Linked DNA regions of Homo sapiens: region 1 is linked to region 2. The links are chromatin loops, found by intact Hi-C in ENCODE. Cell type or tissue: left lung. All regions are shown on one strand. Region 1 overlaps NTNG2 (netrin G2). Region 2 holds the start of LOC105376302 (a long non-coding RNA gene).

The links. Hi-C counts contacts between places; a loop is a spot of excess contacts. Peaks named below come from ENCODE experiments on the same cell type or tissue, not always from the same donor. Only the 100,000 strongest peaks of a DNase experiment are listed, where the experiment ranks them.
Region 1: a loop joins it to region 2, with 4 times the contacts of the local background. A loop is called at or near these places in 2 of 110 quality-filtered maps.

Annotation. Positions count from the first base shown.
Region 1 is chr9:132,167,244-132,172,243 of GRCh38, forward strand. All of the region lies in intron 2 of NTNG2 (netrin G2), which reads left to right. Among named protein-coding and RNA genes, the nearest start is that of NTNG2, 7.7 kb to the left of the region's middle. RefSeq lists enhancers at 2,289-3,046, 3,047-3,804. In left lung, CTCF peaks have their summits at 2,706 (motif pointing right) and 2,908; a DNase peak (open chromatin) is centred at 2,748; H3K27me3 peaks cover 4,226 bases.
Region 2 is chr9:132,103,054-132,108,053 of GRCh38, forward strand. LOC105376302 (a long non-coding RNA gene) reads left to right here and starts at 167. Exons shown (of 3, transcript XR_930403.1): 1 at 167-254; 2 at 660-753; 3 at 1,119-1,529. In left lung, no CTCF peak of the experiment used is centred here; no DNase peak of the experiment used is centred here; H3K27me3 peaks cover 1,617 bases.

The DNA.
Region 1 (5,000 bases), 64 kb after region 2:
ACTGGGGTCATGTGACATTGTTCTCTGGGGTAGGGGCATTCTCGGCCAGCTGGCCACTAGTTCAGTTCCCTCGGGAAGCCTATAGTATTCAGCTCCGCAGCCTTCAGGCTAAGCCCCACCTCCTGTGTAGGAAGTCAGCATTCTGGGCGAGTGAGCAAGATGCTACCTGCAACATGATACTGTAAGCTCCCTCTGTTCATCCTTTCTGTGGTGCAACCTCTTAGCCCACTCAATCCAATCCAGCAGACGGTACCATGAAGCTAGAGCATGCCAAGCACTGAGCTGGCCCTTTGCATGGGGAGGTTTGACGGAGGCTCAGAGGGGATTCACGCAGGATGAAGTTGGGGGTTAAGCTGGGACAGACAGTGCAGCTTGGGTCCCCTTCCACTTCCATTCCTACATGCAATGATGGCAGCCCCTGGGTAAGTCGGGGGAAGGCAGACATTCAGGCGTTGTCCCTTGCCTCCCTAGCTAGAGAAGGAGGGGTCCTAGGGGCACGGAGTACTTCAGTACTCAAGTAATGTTAACAGCAACAACAACAGCAGAGATGGTTGCGTGCGAGCTGTCTGAGTGTGTGGGCCGAGCCTGATGCCATTGCGAGGAGTCCTCCCCTCAGCTAGCCAGGTGGATTCTGTGTTGTATAAAGCAGGAGCGTCAGGGGAGGGCTCTGGCCCAGTGACGTCTGTGGGCTTCTGTTCTGTCATCTGCAAAATGGGCACACTAAGAGCACACACTCCTAGGGTCATTGTGAGGAGTTTGTGGTTTAATTAACGTAGGTAAAGTGTTCGGAATAGGACCTGGCACAGAGTAAGTGCACGCAGATGTTAGCCGTTGTCATTCTGGTCATACAGGTGGGGTAACTGAGGCAGCCCAGGGGTGACGGGTAAAGGCATCTGGCCAAGGTCACACTCCAGGAGGTGGCGAAGCTGTGATTCCAGCTTAGAGTGGCTCCAATGTCTCTGAGCTAAGCTGCTTCCCACTGGGCAGTGCTCCGGAGGCCGTCCCTGGCAGGGCAGGGCAGAGCTGGGTAGGGCAGCCAGGCTGCAGAAGCTCACAGGAGGGGCTTGATGCCATCCCCCAGGCAGCTGGTACCTCTGCGTGTCCTTGGAGGAGCCTCCAGGTCTCTGGGTTTGTGGTGGGGCTGACCCGGTGCCCCCACCTCAGAGTCCTGAGGACTTGATCTCATGGGCCGGCTCTGCTCACATCACAGGGCAGTCAGCCTGAGAAGGTAGCTTCTTACTCAGGCTTGTCAGTGGTGATGAGGCTGTCACTGTGGGTGGTGGCTGGGCCAGGGCCAGCTGGGGAGAGAGAGAGGGAGGGAGAGAGGGAAGGAGAAGGCGGCACGAAGCCAGGAGCTGGGGCTGGATAGTCTGTGGCCATAACTGCCCCGGGGACCGCAGGGCCAAGCAAGGGGGCTGGGCTCTGGAAGCCAGGAGGAAGGCCAGGATAGGGGCTGGTACTCAGTCCACATCTCAAAGCCGGTGGGAGGGTTCTCCACACGCTCTCGGGCACGGTCAACCTCTGTCTCTCGTATTAGAGTCTCGACTGTATTTTCTCTCTTAAATATTAATCACTGCCTTAACGTGCTTGGGGGAGCAGCTAAATCATAATTCTAGGACCAGCTTTGGGTCGAGGGCTTGAGGTGGGGAGATGACCCTCAGAGTCAAGTCCGAGGCCCTCTCCTTGCCAAAGCTGTCTAGGGTGTCATTGGCCCTGGACCTCTGCCCTGCCCCCACCCTCAGACAGAGAACCCAGTGCAGTGGGCGGCTGTTCTGGGGAGGTGGTCACCCCTCCCAGTCCCAGTGCCGGCAGAGCCTCATCCCAGGCAGCCAGCCTCAAGCCCTGGGGTCTAGAAGAGTGCTCTCTCCCATCCCCATCCCCTGCTCCTCTCCTGGGCAGACAGGTGGGGAAGGCAGGGGAGAAAGAACAGTCCCTCCACAATCTCCCACATGGGCAAGTCCTCGGCGTCTCGCCACCTGTGTGATGGACTTAAATATTTCATCATGGGCTGCCATCCAGCTCTGCTTTGATTACAAATGTGTGTCCGATGAGGACGGGGAGGCCGCCGTGGCAGGTGGACGGCAGCCTTTTGCAGGGCTGGCTTTTGGAGGGCTGGCTTTGGAGGGCTGGCTTTTGGAGGGGTGGTTTTTGGAGGGGGTGGTTACTTCTAGATAGATCTGGGTTCAAACCCTGATGCCACAGTTTATTGTGGCTTCCCCTGGGAGGGTCCGGGCAGTAGGATGCTCTGAGGTAGGTCCTACTCTAATCTCATTTTTGGGAATAGAAAGTGTTGCCTAAATCCTGCCAACATCACTCCGTTGAGAAGGCAGGCTGGGAACTGCCTGTAGCCAAGGCCCATGCCCACCCACCAGGCGGCACAGCCTCCCCTCTCTCCACTTCTGACCTCTCTGAGTTTCACTGTCTTCCTCTGCCCAGTAGAAACCATAATGTAGGAGTGTCACGGTGCTGGCGGGACGGCACAGCCCGGCCGTGCTGCCGTGGTACGTGCGGACACATAGTAGGTACTCAGTGTGCAATACTAGTCACCAGCTTATCACTGTTGTGATTATGGCCTCGGTGATTTTCCTGGCTTTGCTTCTTCCCCGGGCTCCTTTGCCTCTCCCCAGCCTTGGGGACGCCACGCCTTGTATTGCTAGTCTCTGGCAGCATGTGGAAGATGCAGGCTGGGGGAGCTTCCTCGCCTGCAGCCCCAGCAGCTGTTGTTAACCAGCCACCAGGGGGCGCCCTAATGGCGGCCAGATGCCCACTGCCCCCTTAGCCTTGCCATCGCCCATGGGTCCTTGCTCCCCTTCGCCCCTTCAGTGGCAGGTGCTACGTGTGTCCCAACATCCAGCCCACGGGAGCGCAAGCCCGGCTGCACTCCGAGGGTACAGGAGGGACCCAGGGGCGGACGGCCTTTTCAGATGCGGGGTGCAGACCCTCTCTCTTTCCCAGGCTTCCTGTCCTTCAGCAAGGCCACCTGAGAACTGAATTGTAAATTCCAGCCTTGCAAGGAAGGGGAGGAGGCTGAAAGACAAGATAAATGAATAAATAAAAACCTATTGGCTCTAAATGCACAATGAGAATTAATAGGGATGAGCTCTCAACAGAGGATTCTTGGGCGAGGACAAAATTGCAATGAGGGCTGTGGGAGAAGAGAGGCGGCCCCCACCCACATTCCCAGGGCCTGCCCCTGAGGTCAGCCCAGCAAGGCTGCAGGCCGAGAAGGAGGCAGGAAGGGCGACGGGCAAAGGCATCTCAGCCCCTCACAGGGCAACTGCTGCTTGCAGGACCCTTGGAGATGGGGAGGGCGTGACTGGCATTGGGAGGTGCCCCTTAGCGCTCTGCAAGACACGTCTCCCGCCAGCCACCTGTGGTCCCCGTGAGAGGAAGGGGGAAACCCTTCCTTTGTGCCTTGGAGACAAAAACTAGCCACCCGAGACTCAGGGGTGAGCTGACGAGCAGGTGAGAGAGAGAGAGAGAACTACTGCCCAGGCAGCAGGGTGCCAAGGGAATCCTGCCACTCCCACTCAGAGCAATCGCCTCAGTGCAGCAGCGCTGACCTCACCTTGATAGAGGTGCAGAATCCCAGACCCTGCCCCACAACTGCCGAGCCAGACTCTGCCTTTTAACAGGAAGTCTCTGGAGCGCTGGGGTGGGGTTGGTCCAGGATGGTGGATGAAGCCTGCCGTTGACGAAGGGGCCAGAGGTCTGTGGGTCCCATGGGGTCTGTGCAGGTTAAGAGGAGAGGCATTGCTGAGGGGAGACAGGAGCCAACAGGAGAGCACTAGGGGGTCCTGGGAATGGAGGGATGGAGCTGGGAGCCGAGATTCCCAGATGCGGGCCTTGCTTGCCAAGGCGGGGGGTCTGTGCTTCTGAGCAGGAGCCAGTGGAAGGTTCCAGAGAGAGGCAGCACTACCTCCTGACAAGAGCTACAGGCCTAGAATCTGAAGCCCTGAGCTCACATCCCAGTGTTGTCACTTGGGGGCTGGGTGGTCTGAGGTGAGTCATTCAAATTCTCCAAGCCTCAGTTTCCCTATCTGTAAAAGGGGTATGATCTTCACTGCCTTGCCCACCTCACCGACTTCCTGGGAGAGGAAACGCCTCTCACAACATAACAGAAGGTGCTTGGCAGAGACTGTAAGTTCTTTTCTAGTGTGAGGCTTGAATATTATTGTTTATCCAATCTTGATAAGCTTGACATTTCTACATTGACATGGGTGAACATTCAAATTTCAGCCATGTTGGAGTCTCCAGCATACAGAGGCACCTTGGCTTTGGTGGACAGGAAAGCCAAGGGCAGGCTGTGAACGTGCATCTTTGAACACACATCTTACTCAGTTAGAACCTGCTTTAGCTTCTCTGTGCCTCAGTTTACCCAGCTGCAGAGCAAATGGTTCCATTCCTCCCCCAGGGGGTCTGCTGGGCTGTTGAATGCAGACAGCAGGCAGGTCCTGGAGTCCTTGAGCCACTCCTCACTGTGACATTGAACACCACATGCAGAATCAAGGTCACAGACACTCTGCCTCCTGCCAGACCTTGAGGATCATGAAATGTTTCCATCCAACAATGCAGAGCTGACCGGCCCGATGGCTCTGGCCTCCTTCCCCCTCTGTGTTTCTGGCCCCAGCCTCCCTCCTCTCGCCGTCACAACCCTCCAGTCGGCAGATGTTTCCAGGTATGACCTCATGCCAGGCACAGTTGTGATGGGAAAGTGAGATGACTAGAGATAAATTAAGTGAAAAACAAGAGAAAAACACTACAGACATTGAAGACAATACCCAGCTAACCACAAATGGTGACACCGGGGCCTGATATGATAGGAGCTGGGGAAGGAGGAGGGCGTGCCCCTCCCCATGAACTCTCCGGGCGCTCCAGCCTTGGCCCGTGCTGTCTCCTCCACCCGAATGCCTGCCCCCTCCTTCCTTTCTTTTCAAGGCTTCCGCTTCTACCTGGATAACCCTGGCTCCTTTTTCAAGGTTCAGGTTGGACCCTACCTC
Region 2 (5,000 bases):
TCCCACCTCAGCCTCTCAAAGTGCTGGGATTACAGGTGTGAGCCACTGCACTCAGCCTCCAGCTGATAATTTTATCAATCAAGTGTAAGTGTGGACTAAGTATGTTTCAGACATGCCTGGTCTCACTGAATTTTCCTTCCATGCATCTTTTCTCAAGAAGCTACTAGAGGACGTGCTCCATCAAAATGAGAGAGTAAACCAAGAAAGTGGAAAACAGAGAATCCAGGAAACAGGGGATGCAACAGAAGAGAGAGGTAAATGTTATTACAGAGGACCCAGACCACAGGTGTGCACAGGGCCCAGCACAGCAACCAGGCTGATTGCAGCCCAGGATAGAGGGCTTAAAGCAAGACACAGAACTAATAGGTTCTGAAGTTTTAATTATATTAACAAAAGCTTTAGAGTTGTGACAGAGATAAATTAGCAACTACATTGAAAATATAAAAACCCATCAAAATTACTAACTCTGAGAAAAATGAAATTGTACCAAAAAACGCAATCACAGTGCATTGGGTAGTCAGTGGCATATAATATTTTCCCAAGTCATAGGACAGTAAACACTGAATATTGGTTTAACTAGAACCTGTGATCTTGGGGTGGTGAGATAAGATAAACGTGTGTGTGCCTGTGCCTAAGAACTAAATCCTCATTTTCTATAGCAGGTAGTCGATTATATGATGCTTAAAGCTGAAACATCAAGATAAAGCTAAAAGAGTTGAAGGTGGCTGCCTCTGGGACAAGGGATCAGCACCAGTGAGTAGGGCTATTTTTAGAATAAACCTTATAGGGCTACTTGATTTTTTAAACTATGTACATGCATTTCTTTATATATCTATATATATATATATATATACATACACACACATATATATACACACATATACACACATATGTATATATATGTGTGTATATATAGTGTGTGTATATATAGTGTGTGTATATATATGTGTATATATATATGTATATATATATATTTTTTTTTTTTTTTTTTTTTTTTAAAGGGAGGAGAGAAGGGAAGAAAATCCTCTCTGAAAAAGGAGGCATTGGCGGGTTTTGGGAGGAGGCGGCCCCTCTGGCATCTTTGGGTTTTCTCTGACTTCAGCCTCATTAAATCACAGGAGGGAGATGACCTCAGCAAAGGACATCGAACCTGTGGGAGCACCTGTGAGGCAAGAAGTCCTCTGCCCTCTACCCTCACCCTCCCCAGCCATCACAGTGCGGTGGCAGACAGGCCCTGTGAGCGGCAGGCACCTGTCAGTGCCAGAGTCCTCCCAGCAGGCCTGGTGGCCCTGGTGAAGGGGTCAGCTTGGGAGAGACGAAGCTTCTTGGGATGGAGCTGGGTGGGAGAGGTGGAGAGGAGGACTTCATGGCTACATAGTACATTACAATCATGCCTGTGAATAGTCACTGCACTCCAGCCTTGAAGGGAGATGGGGCAGGGGGTGATGGAGAAACTTCCTTGCAACATGGACCTGAGTGGATCCCACCCTCCTGACACCCAATGGGAATGTTAATATGGCTCAGCTTGCTCCGGCAGCCAGAGACACCCTCTGTCCTCTGAGGTCCTCAACTCTCTGCTTCAGTCTCCAACTCAGAGAAAATCTCAAGAGAGGGGCATGGCTCCTGGCAGGGGGGTTGGGGAACAAAAGAAAATGTCGCCTCCCATCAACAATGGGTATGTGGCTCCTGAGAGGGCTGACTCCTGGCACACCCCACCCCAAGTCATGTAGGGTCACTTTGGGTGGGGCTTCTGGGTTCCTAGAGGTAGGAGGGATTTGAGCAAGACCCCAGGCAGAACTCAGGCTCTGCAGCTCTGACACCCTGGAGCTCAGTACAGTCACAAAGAAAAGTGGTGAAGAGTTCAAAGAACATGGGTCACTCCTAGCCTGAGAACAAGAGAATGGCAGGTGACCCTAGATGGCGTCCTCTATCCTCTTTTAAAATATGGCCGGGCGCAGTGGCTCACACCTGTAATCCCAGCACTTTGGGAGGCCGAGGTGGGAGGATCACCTGAGGTCAGGAGTTGAGGACCAGCCTGGCCAATATGGTGAAACCCCATCTCTACAAAAACACAAAAACGAGCCAGGCGTGGTGGTGGGCGCCTGTAATCCCAGCTACTCAGGAGGCTGAGGCGGTAGAATCACTTGAACCCGGGAGGCGGAGGTTGCAGTGAGCTGAGATCGCACCATTGCACTTCAGCCTGGGCGACTGAGCGAGACTCCGTTTCAAAAAAAAAAAAAAAAAAAGGACGGTCACCATCAAATTGTACTGGGCTTTCAAGGGAAAAAAACATGTGAGATGTGCTATCAAAACACTGAAAGAGTAGACTTTAAGTGATGAACGTTCTCAAAGGGAGAAGGAAATTCAGTGTGGAGCTCCGTGAACAGCGGACGTCTCTAATTTGAACCCAAGAAGGAATAAGCTTATTCCCCAGATTCTCCACAGAATCAAAATCCACATCGTAGGGAACTAACTAGCATTGGTGGATGGTAACATGTTAAAGAGCAGGTGTGGGGACAGGGTGTGTCTGGGGTCAAATGTTTGGAAAATGCTGAATTAAACAAAGGAAATGGGCAAGAATGCTCAATAATGTTCATTGTAAACATCCCAAAGAAGTTTATATCTTTTGACAGTTGCACCTGTTTTTAAGAAGCAATGGATGGGATTATAGTTCCATGGAACACATTTTGGGAAACACTGGCCAAGTATCTCAAGCCCCTGAGGGCTTGGCCATCCCTAGCACCTGTGTGCAATATGCTTGGCAAGAACACACATCTGTGAGCTTCTTTGCTCCCCAAACCCCCACCTAGCTAGGAAGTTCTGAAATATTTGCAGGATGGACTCCATCTTTTTGTCATGCACAAGTCATATAGTTTATGGTTTTTGCAAAAAGGTGTGTCTTTCATTAATTTTCTTAGACATGGGGAAGAGCCTTGGAAAATAGGACCTTAGCTGACTCGATTCTTCTAGTTCTTACTTTTTTTTTTTTTTTTTTTTTTTGAGATGCAGTCTCATTCTGTCGCCCAGGCTTGAGAGTGCAGTGGTGCAATCTCGGCTCCCTACAACCTCCACCTCCCAGGTTCAAGCTATTCTCCAGCCTGAGCCTCCTGTGTAGCTGGGATTACAGGTGCCCACTACCACTCCTGGCTAATTTTTTTTTTTTTTTAGTTTTCACCATGTTGACCAGGGTGGTCTTGAACTCCCTTTCTCAGGTGAGCTGCCTGCCTCAGTTTCCCAAAGTGCTGGGGTTACAGGCATGAGCCACCAAGCCTGGCCTGGCTCTTTCTTTCTTGATTCCGTGGGTCTCTCTTCAACCCCACACATCACCCTGAGAATCACCTGTTTTCATGCCCTTGTTCCAAGAGCTGTTTGTCAAGCCTTAAATGACTTATGTATTTATTCAGGGTCCCTTTACCTTTTTAAAAGGTGGAATGCCACAGGCCCACTTGCAACAGGGGCTTCTCATGCGATATTGGTGCCCTTGAGGGTGTGGAAATGCGCAGGTGACAAAAATCCACTCTGTAGTCCATTCACCAAGTCTTAGTTGATTAACGCTACTATGATACCTGAGACTGGGTGTCTCATAAATAACAGAAATTCATTCTCTGGACGTTCTGGAGGCTGGGAGGTTCTAGGAGCCTGCAGGTTCCGTTGTCTGGTGAGGGCTGGTCTCTGTGTTTAAGATGGCACCTTATTGTTGCATCCTCCGGGCAGGGTGGGGGGCAACGCTGTGTCCTCACATGGCAAAGGCGGAAGAGCAAGGGAGCTGAAGGCTGTGTGAAGCCTCTTTAGTAAGAGCCTTAATCCCATTCACAAGGGAGGACCCCTCATGGCCTAATCACCTCTTAAAGGCCCCATCTCTCTTAATTCTATCACACTAGCAACACCTGAATTTTGGAGCGGACACATTCGAACCACAGCACCAATTCCAACAACATGGTTTGGGGCTGCATCTACCTGGTTGGGGGGCGGGGGGGCGAGGAGCACCTTTTGCTCACTGGCACAAAGGTGCTGCTGAGTGGGCCAGTGGCAGCTCTGACTTCCTGTAAGGTTATAGGGTTTACAGATTTCACCAGATTAGCATAACCTGGGAGTAGCCTCGTGTCAATGATTTCTGAGTTAATTAATGGTGTCTTTGAACTCCAGAATTGAGCTGAGCGGTTTTAGACCCACACGAAGCCAGCAGCTCTGCACTGGCACCTCTGAGAAGGGAAGGGAAAAAGGACGTTTGACCAATTATATTAAAATTGCGGGCTGGGCATGGTGGCTCATGCCTGTAATCCCAGCACTTTGGGAGGCTGAAGTGGGAGGATTGCTTGCATCCAGGAGCTCAAGACGAGCCTGGGCAACATAGTGAGACCCTGTCTGTAAAAAAAAATTAAAAATTAGCCAGGTGTGGTGGTGTGCACCTGTAGTCCTAGCTACTTGGGAGCCTGAAGTGGGAGGACCACTTGAGTCCAGGAGGTTGAGGCTGCAGTGAGCTGTGATCACACCATTGCACTCAGCTTGGGCAACAAAGTGAGACCTTGTCTCAGGAGAAAAATAAAAAAAGAACTGCTGCTACTTCCTTCCTAAAAACAGGCCCCCTCTTCCTTCCACTGTGGAACTGAGCATTCAGCCTCAGCCACCAATTTTGTAAATACAAATTTCCCCTTCCCCTCGCACACTGACCCTCAAATCTCTAAGCAGCCTGAATAGCACACGAGGGTACTATAGGGCACATCAGCATGCCCTGAAGGCAACCTGGACGTTTAATTTTTTAAATTTTTTAAATTTTGTTTTTTGAGACAGAGTTTCCGTCTTGTTGCCCAGGCTGGAGTGCAGCTGTGTGGTCTCAGCTCACTGCAACCTCTGCCTTCCGAGTTCAAGCGATTCTCCTACCTCAACCTCCTGAGCAGCTGGGATTACAGGTGTGCACCACCACGCCTGGCTAATTTTCGTATTTTTAGTAGAGACAGGGTTTCACCATGTTGGCCAGGCTGGTCTCGAACTCCTGACCT